Regions from separate parts of the Homo sapiens genome. Here region 1 is linked to region 2. Evidence: read pairs that join two places in POLR2A ChIA-PET (ENCODE). Cell type or tissue: A673. All regions are shown on one strand. Each heading gives the region's core, and the rest is flanking DNA. Links, peaks and the distances in the headings are about the cores only.

Region 1 (6,567 bases), core at 2,222-4,721, 140 kb after region 2:
TGCCTCATGAAAGTTTTCACTGTCTCCTGCAGGAGAACCCTGACAGCCTGGCCTTAACCCCTCACTTCTCCTCTTTCTCCATCTCCAATGCAGCATTCAGTCCTGCTGACTCCAACTCCTTCAGGCCTCTAGAATCTTCCCTCTTTCCCAGCCCCTGGCTACGCCCAGTGACAGTTCTCACTTGTGCCAGGACTAATTGCCTGGCCTCCTGAGTTGAACTCTTCTCCTCCAGTCTCCACACTGCCAGTCCAGCAATCTCTCCCTGAGGTAAATATGACCTTACCACCCCCTTTCCTACCTAAAGCTCTTCAGCGGTGCTCCCTATGCCAGTGGGATCAAGCCCAAGCTCCTGAGCCCAGCACACAAATCCCTCCGTAGCCTGACTGCTGCCCCTGGCCTCTGACTCTCAAACCTTGTCAAATATTCTTACAGTTAATGCAACAAACATACCATTTCCTGTTTCTTTGCTCACACTGCTCCCTCTCCCTGAAGGGCCTTTTCTCTCCTGCCTGCTTGGTTGATGTGAACTCACTTTCTCCTGCATGGAAACCTTTCCAATATCCCCTACTCTTCCTTTCCTCCCCAGGTAAAATTGATTATCTGTAAGCTGAACTGAAGTCTACATCATAGCAAATAAAATAAAATATTTTCTACGATTTAATTGTTCACAAATCTGTTTGGTTTTTTGTTTTTTTTTTTTTCCACCAGACCATAGTCTCTCTAAGGTAGGGGCCACATTGTTCTTGGCAACCCTGTGCCTGACACCGAAACACGTGGTGAACTGAAATGGAAAGTGTGTATCTGATCAATGCTGGTTGCCACACATCTAATCCTATGTTGATGAGCACATGTCATTTTTTGTTCTTAGCAGCTATTATATATGGTAACACTTTCTAAACAATGGACAGAAACTGATCACAAGTTCCAGGCAGGCATGCAAGACAGGGGGAGTCCATAAAAGGTGCTCAGCCTTGCTGAGAACCCCTGGTATCACCAGCAGCTGGAAAAGCACCCAGAGTCTGCAGCAGTTCCAAGCCTGTGGACTTTGTGTCTCAGGTACCAGGGTTATCTCAGGATGAAAGTCAGGCCAGTTCCTCCAGCCACTTGGCTCTGCATCCCCTTCTCCTACAGGAGGGGCCAGCAGGGACTTCTGGTTTACCTTTGGAAGGGAGGGAGAGGGGATAGGCCAGGCAGGTATGAAACCTACTCAGGTATTCAGGGCCCAATAGGCAGCTTGTCTACTTGTGACTCATCGAATGGGCAAGGATGCACACAGGATGCGACGCAGCCCTGCCCTGGAAGGGCTCATACTCAGTGTGGAGGCCAGGGCAGTAAACCAATGAGGTGAATATGAAAGACCTGCCAAGGGAGAGGCAAATGCCAAAGGATGAGTGCACCCGGGCAGAGACTTCTACCCACCTCCTTCCCAAGACCATGTGCTCCCCTCCCCTCACACAGGGGTCCCTGTCCCCCTTGTTCCCTGATCTTCTGTCTGCACAAACTTCCCGCTCTGTCTGGACCGCTCCTCCCACTGTACCACGCACAGCCTGTTCCTTTCCATCTTCAGTGTCCGCTGAAATGTCCTTTCCTCAGAGGCTTCTTCTGTCACCCCCTTTATAGCAGCTTCTGTACTTTAAACTGCATTATTTGCTCTCAGCTTCTTGTTTATTTCCTTGAAAACATGAATTGAAGGAACCATCTTATTTATTATGTGTATTGTGTCTCTAATCCACTGGCTCCATGAGGGCAGAGGTTGCATCCATGTTGTGTTCTCCTGTGTTGACAGCATCTGGGACATAGTAGAGGCTTAATAATTGTTTACTAAACAAATGAAGGAAAGAAGTGCTCTTGTTGGTTCTCTGGTAGGTGGTGATGAGAGATGTCATGGGAGGTCCAGAAGTCAGGACATTCAAAGAGGGCCTAGTAGCATTGTCAAGCGTTTGCCAGATGGAAGAGGCATTGCAGGTGTGTGAGCAGGGATGTGATTCTGAGGGTGATGAAGGGTGGTGGTGGGGATACATGTAGCCCACCTGGGGAGGTAAAAGGGGGCAGCTATTGTCCCTTTTTGGGGGGATGGCCCCTCTCCTTGATGGTTGGGACAATGAGGTAAACTATTAAAGGTCCATGTGGACACATCTACCCCTGGGGCATGCCCATCCAGGCTAAACAAAATCAGCACAAGCTGAACAATTAGGACTCAGAGAGCTACCTGAGGGATCTAACAAGGACAGCAAGGACACTCAAGTGACCTCAGATGATTCTGAAACCTGGGAAAAAGACTCCACAAGCCCAGGCCATCTGATCATGAGATGCATCTCCTGACTGCCTCTGGCTGTTCACAAAGAGCTGGCCAAGGACATTCCGGCTATGCCAGGCCACCGGGCCAAGTTCCCAGGGACAGCAATCCACCGCCTCTCTCCCCCCATCACACCCAAGGGAAGCACACAAAGTAGGCCTGGGTCCATGGCCTGGCAGACACCTGTCCCCGGCTTTCTGGGACAGTGCACTGCATCAGCTGCCAGCAAAACAACCAGCCCCTTTTCAATGGGCCAGTGGGCAGGGCTGCCATTGGCGGAGCCCTGGTGATTTACGACACCCCGGCTCAGTGCACCATCAGGGAGCTTCCAGGTAGAATCTCCAACTTCACCAGGCAAGGGCTCTCCCTTCCAGTGATTTATGGAGCCAGAGTGAGCCAGTTGTTTTTTTTCCCTTTCCCTCCTCCCTCCTCCTCCAGGACAAATAGGTTTCACATCGCTGTGGGCACTCTGGTCTGCAATGACAAGACAAAGAGGTTCCACTTGTCCCTCTGCCCCCTGCACCTGCTGTCAGGGGATGATGGTTATTGGTCAGCAGCCACATCCATTTCACTGGCACTTTTAGCTCTTTATGTGGTGCCGGCCACAGCATCAGCCACAGGGCTCTCTCGATGGCTTTGCTGGTTGCTCAGATATATTGCCTATCTAGAATAGACCTGCCTCCAAACTACAAGGTCAAACTTTCCTCTCCTGACCTAAATTCCTTCCTTCTTTCCTTCCTTCCTTCCTTCCTTCCTTCCTTCCTTCCTTCCTTCCTTCCCTCCCTCCCTCCCTCCTTCCTTCCTACCCTCCCTCCCTCCTTCCTTCCTTCCATCCAAATAATCCATACATCTTGATTTCTTGGCATAAGACTCCAGGGGGCTGGGGTTGCCTTCCATAGCAAGAGAACAATCATGAAGCAGCTGGTGCCCTGAGCCTGCTTTGTGTTGTACAATGAAGGGCCTTGAGCTTTTTCAAAGTCATGTCTTAGCTCCAAGAGGTCAAAAATGAAAGAAGATGGCTGTCCATCTCTGTTATTCTCAGGTGCCTTCGCATTGCTCTGGCGCTACATCAGTGCAGTGGTGTCCTCAGGGTCAGGGGGGTAGCAGGGAAGAGGCACAGCCAAGACAGAGTGGGAGGGAGACTGAGAAATGCCTCCCAGCCTCGCCAGCTTTGGGAGTCAGAGGTCCTTGGCAAAGAGCCTTCACTCACTTACACCCCCAAGAAGTGCCTGGGAATTTATCAGGAGAGGCTGCCATCTATGGAAAATCACAGACAAAATGCAACACCAATCACTCTGTGAAGTCCAGTCCCTTTTCCTCTGTCATGCATGGGGAAGGAAGAAAAAGTGAGCAGTCAGTCCGGCACCAAGCCCACCCGCCCTCACCCATAGCAGCCCCTCCACAATCCACTCAAGAGAACTGATGTAAGCCAGGCTGATTGTCTCAGCTCCAAATGTGGCAGCCAGCAGCAGAAGGACTTGTCAGGTCTCTGGGATGCCGGGGCTGCTTCTCCAAGGTTACCAGGCTGCTGCATGTGGCTTCATCTTTCTGTTCTCTGGCGGCCTTCATGGGCTTCTGTAGCCTGCCTGTGCACAAGACTGTGCTGGAGACTATGGGATGTGTTGGGGCCCTGTTGTTCGGGATGTTGTTGGGTGTGGGAGAGGCACTGTTTCAGCAGCCCCTGCTCTCAGGGTGATGGCATACTGTGGGTGATTAATAATATATGCTAGCATTTTGGGGCACTTACTCTCTGCCAGGCACTGTGCTAAGTACTTTATTTATATCATCTCATTGAACCCTCTCGACAGCCTGTCAGGAGCACACTATTGCCTGATTTTTGCAGATGAGGAAACTGAGCTTTAGGAAGATTAGATAATTATCCAAGATCACATACTAGTAACAGGGAGAGCCAAGAATTGGACACATGATTTAAATTCTCGTGTGCTTAGTAAGTTGTACAGCCTTCTTCTATGAGGGTTATTGGGAATTCAGATATTTAAGGAGCACTAAGAAAATTAGTCAAAATTCCAAACAACAGTTAAAGCCAGGCTGTTTAGATAAAGCATTTTCCAGAATATGGGCTGGGACAAGGCAGGAACACATCAAACCCTTCAATTCCTCGGATGAGTCTAAGGCAGCCACCAGCTGCAAATGGTTTTCTCTGCTCCTGAGAGGCTCAGAACACACCTCCTAGCCTCACCTGGATTTATGTGGCTGGGATGAGGCCTTGACAGCAGAATCCCAAAGACGTAGACATCTTTGAGGGGCCTCTATTCTGCCTATCATGCATAGGTTTCCTTATTAGTCTACATGATAGCCATATGAGGTATGTATTCTGATATGGCTGGGCTCTGTGTCCCAACCCCAATCTCATCTCGAATTGTAATCCCCACGTGTCAAGGGAGAGAGGTAACTAGATCACGAGGGCAGTTTCTCCCATGCTGTTCTTGTGATAGTGATTGAGTTCTCTCAGGGTCTGCTGGTTTTATAAGTGTTTGTGAGTTCCTCTTTTATTCTCTCTCCTGCCTCCTCGTGAAGGTGAATGCTTCCCCTTCCACCATGACTGTAAGTTTCCTGAGGCTTCCCCCACCATGCAGAACTGTGAGTCAATTAAACCTCTCTTCTTTATAAATTACCCAATCTCAGGGAAGTTGTTCACAGCAGTGTGAAAACAGATGAATACATATTCTTATTTTCACTCGCGTGAAGAGACCACTAAACAGGCTTTGTGTGAGCAACAAGGCTGTTTATTTCACCTGGGTGCAGGCGGGCTGAGTCTGAAAAGAGAGTCAGCTAAGGGAGATAGGGGTGGGGCCGTTTTATAGGATTTGGGTAGGTAAAGGAAAAAGGGGGGTTGTTCTCTGGCAGGCAGGAGTGGGGGTCACAAGGTGCTCAGTAGGGGAGCTTTTGAGCCAGGATGAGCCAGGAGAAGGAATTTCACAAGATAATGTCATCAGTTAAGGCAGGAACAGGCCATTTTTACTTCTTTTGTGGTGGAATGTCATCAGTTAAGGCAGGAACCGGCCATTTGGATGTGTACGTGCAGGTAACAGGGGATATGATGGCTTAGCTTGGGCTCAGAGGCCTGACATTCCTGTCTTCTTATATTGACAAGAAAAATAAAAGGAAATAGTGGTAAAGTGTTGGGACGGTGAAAATTTTTGGGGGGTTGTATGGAGAGATAATGGGCGATGTTTCTCAGGGCTGATTCGAGGGGGATTACGGGCGGCGGGGGAACGTAGAGTGGGAGAGATTAAGCTGAAGGAAGATTTTGTGGTAAGGGGTGATACTGTGGGGTTTTTAGAAAAAACATTTGTCATTTAGAATTATTGGTGATGGCCTGGATACAGTTTTGTATGAATTAAAAAACTAAACGGAATAAAAGAAGGAGAAAAACAGGTATTGAAGGACTAAGAATTGGGAGGACCTAGGACATCTAATTAGAGAGTGCCTAAGGAGGTTCAGCATAGCCTTGCCAGCAAAGATTATTTATTTACTTTAAGAGTTAAGAATGGTGGTTTGGGGATAGCACCAGGAGATATCAGCTGTGATGACTTGGAGAAACAGTGTAAATTGGCAGTGTAAACAAGAGCAGGGCATGTATGAGTAGTTGAGAACGGTGAATAGGAGTATGACTAGACAGAAGATAGTAGGGATGACAAGTTTTTCGGGGCACAGTCCAAGTTGGTCTGGTGTCTGGAATGAGACTGGGGCCTAATAAAAAGGAGCATCTATACAGGAGCTCAAGTGGGCTGTACCTTGTAGCATTCTGAGGACAGGCCTGAATTCTGAGAAGGGAAAGTGGTAAAAGTATTGTCCAGTCTTTTTTAAGTTGGTGGCTGAGCTTGGTGAGGTGTGTTTTTAAAAGACCATTAGTCTGTTCTACCTTTCCTGAAGACTGAGAACTGTAAGGGATATAAAGGTCTCACTGAATACTAAGAGCCTGAAAAACTGCTTCGCTGATTTGACTAATAAAGGCTGGTCTGTTATCAGACTGTATAGAGGTGGGAAGGCTAAACGGAGGAATTATGTCTGACAGAAGGGAAGAAATGACTGCGGTGGCCTTCTCAGACCCTGTAGGAAAAGCCTCTACCTATCCAGTGAAAGTGTCTACCTAGACTAAGAGGTATTTTAGTTATCTGACTCGGGGCATGTTGAGTAAAGCTAATTTGCCAGTCCTGGGTGGGGGCAAATCCTCAAGCTTGATGTGTAGGGAAGGGAGGGGGCCTGAATAATCCTTGAGAAGTAGTAGAATAGCAGATGGAACACTG
Region 2 (6,567 bases), core at 2,462-4,961:
ACTGCTTGAGCCTGAGAGGTTGAGGCTGCAGTGAGCCATGATTGGGCTACTGCACTCTAGCCTGGGTGACAGAGTGAGATCCTGTCTAAAAAATTTAAAAAATAGAAAAATCCTTTATAACTGGACCTTATTCTTAGCATCTAGCACCACATGGCTAATAGAATGAATTAACAAATTGGCTTTGTCAGTAGAAGCAGATCTATTTACTAGGAAATTTAAAATGCCTAGGGAGTCTCTTTTATGTTTATTTCCTGCTTTTATTCCAAATTTTTTGATAAGCAAAGCAACTTTTAAGTAACCCAACTTGCTTTTATTATGGAATGTACTCACAAACTTTCATTATTTTTAAAATTAAAAACTATATGTGACACCTTAAGCAAGACATAGTCAGAGGACTTTTTTTTTGATTCTCTTTGAAAAATCATAATTTATGCACCAGGGTCTTACATGCAGATATATACTGCTGAATGTGTGCTCACCCAGTCATAGCAACCATCATTTTTGGTGATGCTAAAGTGTTATTTTGTGAAGTTCCTGATGTCAGTTTAATGACATTTGTACTTTTACCTCTCAATTTTATTTATTAACAAGTATTAACTGGACCACAGAGAGAAAATTTCTTCAATGACTGGGGCAGTTCACTGGGGATAGCTGTATAGAAGCTTGTCCTGCTGGTGTCTTCCTAAAAATGAATAGGAAATTATCTAAGTTTTTTCTTTCACACTGTTGGTGAGAGGACCTCAATCATTACATTGTTTGCACATTTTTCAAATTGCATCATTAGAGGTGTGTTAACTACATTATTTTAATTTAGTTTGGTTTGGAGAGTGTGTGCGTTTAATAGATGCTAGAAAATACAGCCTAAATAAATCTTAAGTACACCTTAATAAGATGAAGGTATGATAAGGAGGTCAATATCACTGGAAGTAGAGGGAGGAAGGGAAAAAGAGAAGACAATGAGATTGCATAAGTAAAACTTCTGTTTAGACTTAAAATAAGAAGAAAACCAGTCATAAAAAGGAAATATTACAAGATTATTTAATGGCTGATTCAGCAGTCAGCAGACAAGACTGCAAAATGAGGAAGTTTGCTTGTATTTTTAAAAAAGTTTGGTTTTTATTTTTTTTTATTTTAAAATCAGTATATTTTCATTTAAATAAAATTGGTAAATACAAAAAAGTAGAAAAGTATCTTCTTAATTTCCTTAATGAACATAATTCTGCTACTCAGAGATAGTTCCTGTGAATATTTGACTGTTAAGCAATTTGTTTTTGTAATGAGACACCATACAAAAGACAAACTTTTGGGAGGTTTTGACCAGGTGTTCTTTTATGTTTTAGCTTCTTGCTGCTGACAGTTGCTCTCCTGGCTTCTTACTCAGTCCATCTTCTGCTTAGTATGTGTATTCAGACAGGTGAGTAAAAATGTTATGCTGCTTCATTTAATAAAGGAGTCTCTTGAGTTTGTATCTACATATAGAACTGGATGTCTCAAATCTAATATCCAGTGAGCATACATTTTTATTAGATAGGGTGATCGGAATGGAGAATTTGAAAAACCAGGATATACAGACCCAATACTGTGGGGGAATATCCAAGCACAGGATGGGAGGAGGTAATTAGCATTTTTACCTGCTTTCCTCCACAACACAACCTAATTTTCTGGAGTAGAGTAGATCATGGGAGGGTCTAAAAGGTGTTCAAAGGATCCAAACCTTATGCTTATGGAGAAATCATTTTCTCAAGGAGAGAACACCTTCTCAGAGCTACTGTTGCCTTCCCTGCCCCCATCTGCCTGCTAGTCAGAGGTAGGGATGGCAGAATTAGGATTGTAGGAAGTAAGGTCACAAAGCTTTAATTTATTTAGACACATTTTGTATTTTTAATTGCAAGTCTAGAATAGGGTAGTTTTTTCCTAAGAGAAATAAGTATGTGCAGTTAATTCAATATATTTGTGTATATACTTTTTCCCATTTGGAATTTTATTATGCAATTCAGTCATGTATTGAATAAGTTCTTTTAGGATCCAGTAAATAAAAGTATATGAATTATAGAAGTGCTTTTCTAAGATTTTCCTTTTGTCATTAACAAATATTCTATGTTCATCAGTCCTGGTCTTTTTATCTGTCTAGTCTCTTTTGTCTTTGGATTAGGTCAGCTTTGATGCCAAAATCATGGGTTTAATTCTTATATGGATGAGTTCGTTTTGCTTTATCTGGCCTTGTGATGTTCAGATTTTAAGAAGAAAAGTAGATACACAAAATAGATAAAAATGGATTTCTTAATTCATTTAGTGTTTCTATAAAAGAATACCTGAGGCTGCATAATTTATAAATAAAAGAGGTTTATTTTGCTCATAGTTCTACAGGCTCTGCAAGAAGCATGGCCCTTCTTATGAGGGGCTTTTCTGCTCCATCTGCATCTAGTAAGGGGCTCAGGCTGCTTTCATTCATTGTGGAAGGTGAAGGGGAGCTAGGATATGCAGAGATCACATGGCAAGAGAGGAAGCGAGAGAGGAGGGGCATGCCAGGTTCTTTTTAACAACCAGCTCTCATGAAACTAATAAAAGTGAAAACTCACTCATTACCCCAAGGAAGGCACCAAGCCATTCATGAGGGATCTGGCCCCAGGGCCCAAACACCTCCCCTTTGGCCCTACCTCCAACACTGGGGATCTGATTTCAACATGAGATTTGGAGGGGTCTGACAAACCAAACTATATCAGTGAGACTATTCTGTGCTGAAACAGGTGAGTGAAGCCCAGTGATGTTTCTTAAGAATTTTAAGACTCTTCAGAATAATTCTGAAGCCACTGCTCTAGTTTGTTTTCCTAAAACCTGTCCATCATCAGAAATACTCATAGATCTTTTTATACACAGAGAGCTCTAAGCCTCAGGGATTCTAATTTCAAAAATCTGAGGTGAGACTCAAGAATATGTTTTTAACAAGGCAAAACCAGTTTAGGATCCATAGTTTATAGCTCTAACTTGTACCAGTGCTTTGGCCAGCCAGTGCCAGATATGTTTTTAACAAGTCCTCCAAGTGATTCTTATGCAAATCTAGTTTAGGATTCATAGTTTATAGCCACAACTTCTAACAGTGCTTTGGCCATCCAGTGCACGCCTTTGCTCTCAAGGGGCTTGGGTGAATGTGCAGACAGATGAAAATACTAGGAAGCAGTACAAATATTAATCCTAAAGTAACAGGTTGTTCATAAAAGCATCCTGAATTTAGGAATAATAGCTTTAGATAAATATATTTGTAAATCCTGCTGAAACTTGAATTTTAATTGCATGTATTGAAATTTTGCTGAATGTGAAAAAAATTTTACTTAATTGTGATACTTTAACATCTTGGTAGATTCTTTCAATTCATTCTGTTAAAAGATTAATACTTTAGTCAACTATGTGGCAATTATGTCTTTCAAGCTTCATTTTAAAACTTCATTTTAGTTTTAATTTAAGTAAAATGTTTTATTTCGGTTATGTGGGAGTAGTATTCAGTGTGTGGAGATTTCTAAGTAATTTTAATTTTTTACTCCTTCGGTTCACATGTATTTAACTTTAAGATTCTGACACTGTGTTTGTTCTTTTCTGTAACTCTGGGGCGTATGAAGTGAATATATCTGTTTCTCTTCTTTTTTCTTTTTCTTTGATTTCTGTAGCCTACTTGGGCCCATGAACTAACTACTTCATGGTTCTGCCTGCACATTGACTCACCTGTCTTCCGTTGATTGAATTCCTTCAATCTTTGTAAAATTCTCTGTGGAGGTAGGCTTTTCCTTTTTTTTTTTTTTTTCAATACATACATTCATATATAAAGACTAGAGTATAATACGTAACTAACTCTCTCCCAACAGTTTGTTGGACTGTCATAAAGGATTATTATGCTCAGATTGAATTCATTGGTAAGAGAAAGAGCTATCATGAGTTTTTATGAAATAACTTCTTCATTTATTTGCTGGTGGTAAAGGGTAAAGAGAAATTTTCATCTTTATAAAAGTAAAGGATTTCTTCACATGAAATTCTACTTTAGATTTTATGGAGCGTTTGGGGTCTATCAGGACTTTTCATGGGAGCTGAGGTGGAATGTAAAGAACCTTATTCTCTCTAGCCTTCGTTTGTCATCTGTAAAATGGCAATGATAACACTTCCTTCTTGGAATTGTTCTGAGAGTGAAATAAAATAATGTATATGAAATGTCAAGTCCTTGGCAAATGAGTGCTCCCTGGGGCAAAAATGCCCACTGGGGCAAAAATCCCTAAAGATTGCAGGGTGTTGTACACACTACTATCTCAGAAATAGTTGGTTCGTTGCCATTCTTTTGGAATACTTCTCATGCTCTGATACTAAACCCACAGCTCCCCTCCACTGGCTTCCATGTCACTGTCAACTGGAGAGAGTGAGAGTCCTAGAACTCTGCATACCTCTGGCCGAACCACAACTCCCTAGTCGTTGATCCCTACTACTCACTGGATTGTCACCATTATTTGCCTTGAGACCATTTGGATTATGACATTATACCATCTATCTCAATTTGTGTTAGTCATTTCAAGTATATTAGGTTATCTTTCATTTCTCAGACTCATCCCATATGGCTGTCATCTGTTTCTGACCTCGTCTTCCACTGCTCTCTAACTCCTGAAACCCTTCCACTGTGCTCTCTGGAACTCACAGTCAATCATCAGCAAAACTCACATGTCTCTAATTCTCTTCTGAACATTTCTGTCTGTTTCTTACACTACGAGAACCTCCTCTGAGGCTTCCCTGTAGTTCTCTCAAGTGGTCAGTCTTTTCTCTTTATGTCTCTCATACTAATTTGAAGATGGTATAGGTGTCCTGTTTGTCCCACATTTCTGCTTCTCAACCATCTTCCTCTCCTTGAACCCCCCAGCTTTTAATCTCATGAATGTATACCATCTACGGCTCTCCTTACTATTGTCATCTATAGACTCCTAGACCATTTCCTGTCATTTCATGAAAGTTTTAGCTAAATTTTAGCTTCTACTCACCTTTTAGTTCTCTTCAGTATTACCCCTGTTATAATTCTGGATGATTTCAATATGCATGTAGCTAATCCTTCTAATGCTTTCAGTTCCTGAACCTCTTCTTCTCTAATGATCATATTCTCTACCTACACTGGCCACTTATTTTCTCCTATGGTCATACCACTGATCTTGTCATTACCAAAATAGCATTTGTTAGTATCTGCCCATCTGCCACCACCATCTCCTTTGTTTCTAACTCACCCTCTCAAGTACTTCAACTCTGACAGTTTTCACCCCTACCAAGACTTCTATCAATTCATTGATTCTACCACCTTTGCACTGACCCCCCACACTCATTCTTACTTCCCTCTTTATCCAGTTGAGGTTTTGTAGTATGTTATTTAATCCCTTGCCTATCCCTTGAACCATCATATTTCCCTGGTAAAATTCCAACCATAGTTAAATATAACTCTGCCTGCTTCACATTTGCACCCATGCATTTGAATCTTCCTGAGGAAAAGCACAACCATGCAGACTGATATCACTATAATTCAACGTCTAGTGTACCTATGATGCTATCACACAATTCTGGTTCACTTCTTTGGTTCATCACTTCATTTAGCTCATTCATCTGCTATCTAGGAGATTGCTTTTTTATATCTTCTCCTGTCAAACCTTCGACACTTTTTTCTTTGATTTCACCCATAACTGATATTCTTCGCTTTCTGTTTCACTGAAAAAATAGAAGCAATCATAAAAGAATTTTATAAGCTCTTGCCACCACTTATTTATCTGTGCCTATATACTCTGTTCCTTGGGATGAATTCTTTGTGTTTATTTCTAAGGCCTACCCCCCAACTTGTGCTATGATCCCACCTGCTCTTGCCTACATCACTCCAGCCACTTTCTCCCTTCTTTCTTATTTCTTGGCCCTTTTCTACCATTTCCTTCCTATCATTTTACAAATAGTCTAATTTCTGTCATCATAAAAATCTCTTTTACTTTGCATCTTTTGAATATGCCTCATGTCTTCATGACAGCACTCCTTAAAATAATTGTCTAAACCAGGCCAGGTGTGGTGTCTCATGCCCGTAATCCTAGCACTTCGGGAGGCAGACCCAGGAGGATCACTTGAAGTCAGGAGTTTGAGACCAGCCTGGGCAACATGGTGAAACCCCATCTCTACAAAAAAAAATACAAAAATTTGTGTGAGGTGACATGAGCCTGTAGTCCTAGCTACTGGGGCAGCTGAGGCAGGAGAATCACTTGAGCCAGGGAGGCAGAGGTTGCAGTGAGCTGAGATCATGCTGTTGCACTTCAGCCTGGGGGACGGGAGTGAAACCCTGTCTCCAAAAAGAAAAAGAATTATCTAAACCAGATGTCTCCAGTTCCTCTCCTCCCACTCCTATCAGGCTTTTCCACTGAAACTGTTGTAGCAGTGACTTCCACATTGCTAAATCCAATGATCAGTTCTCAGTCAGCAGCATGTGACAGAGCTGATAACTCCTTGCTCTCTGAAAGACAAGTCACGCTTTCCTAGTTCTTCCTGTTTCATCAAACACTCCTTTTCTCTTCTGTTGAA

What was found. ChIA-PET counts read pairs that join two places held together with the same protein. Peaks named below come from ENCODE experiments on the same cell type or tissue, not always from the same donor. Only the 100,000 strongest peaks of a DNase experiment are listed, where the experiment ranks them.
Region 1: POLR2A ChIA-PET joins it to region 2 with 5 read pairs; 3 of 35 experiments call an interaction of 5 or more read pairs at or near these places.

The regions. Positions count from the first base shown.
Region 1 is chr14:61,128,256-61,134,822 of GRCh38, forward strand. No RefSeq gene overlaps it. Among named protein-coding and RNA genes, the nearest start is that of TMEM30B, 150 kb to the right of the region's middle. In A673, for the core only: no CTCF peak of the experiment used is centred there; a DNase peak (open chromatin) is centred at 3,166; H3K27ac peaks cover 1,537 bases.
Region 2 is chr14:60,983,390-60,989,956 of GRCh38, forward strand. It overlaps SLC38A6 (solute carrier family 38 member 6), which reads left to right. Exons shown (of 16, transcript NM_153811.3): 3 at 1,341-1,414. Among named protein-coding and RNA genes, the nearest start is that of SLC38A6, 5.4 kb to the left of the region's middle. In A673, for the core only: no CTCF peak of the experiment used is centred there; no DNase peak of the experiment used is centred there.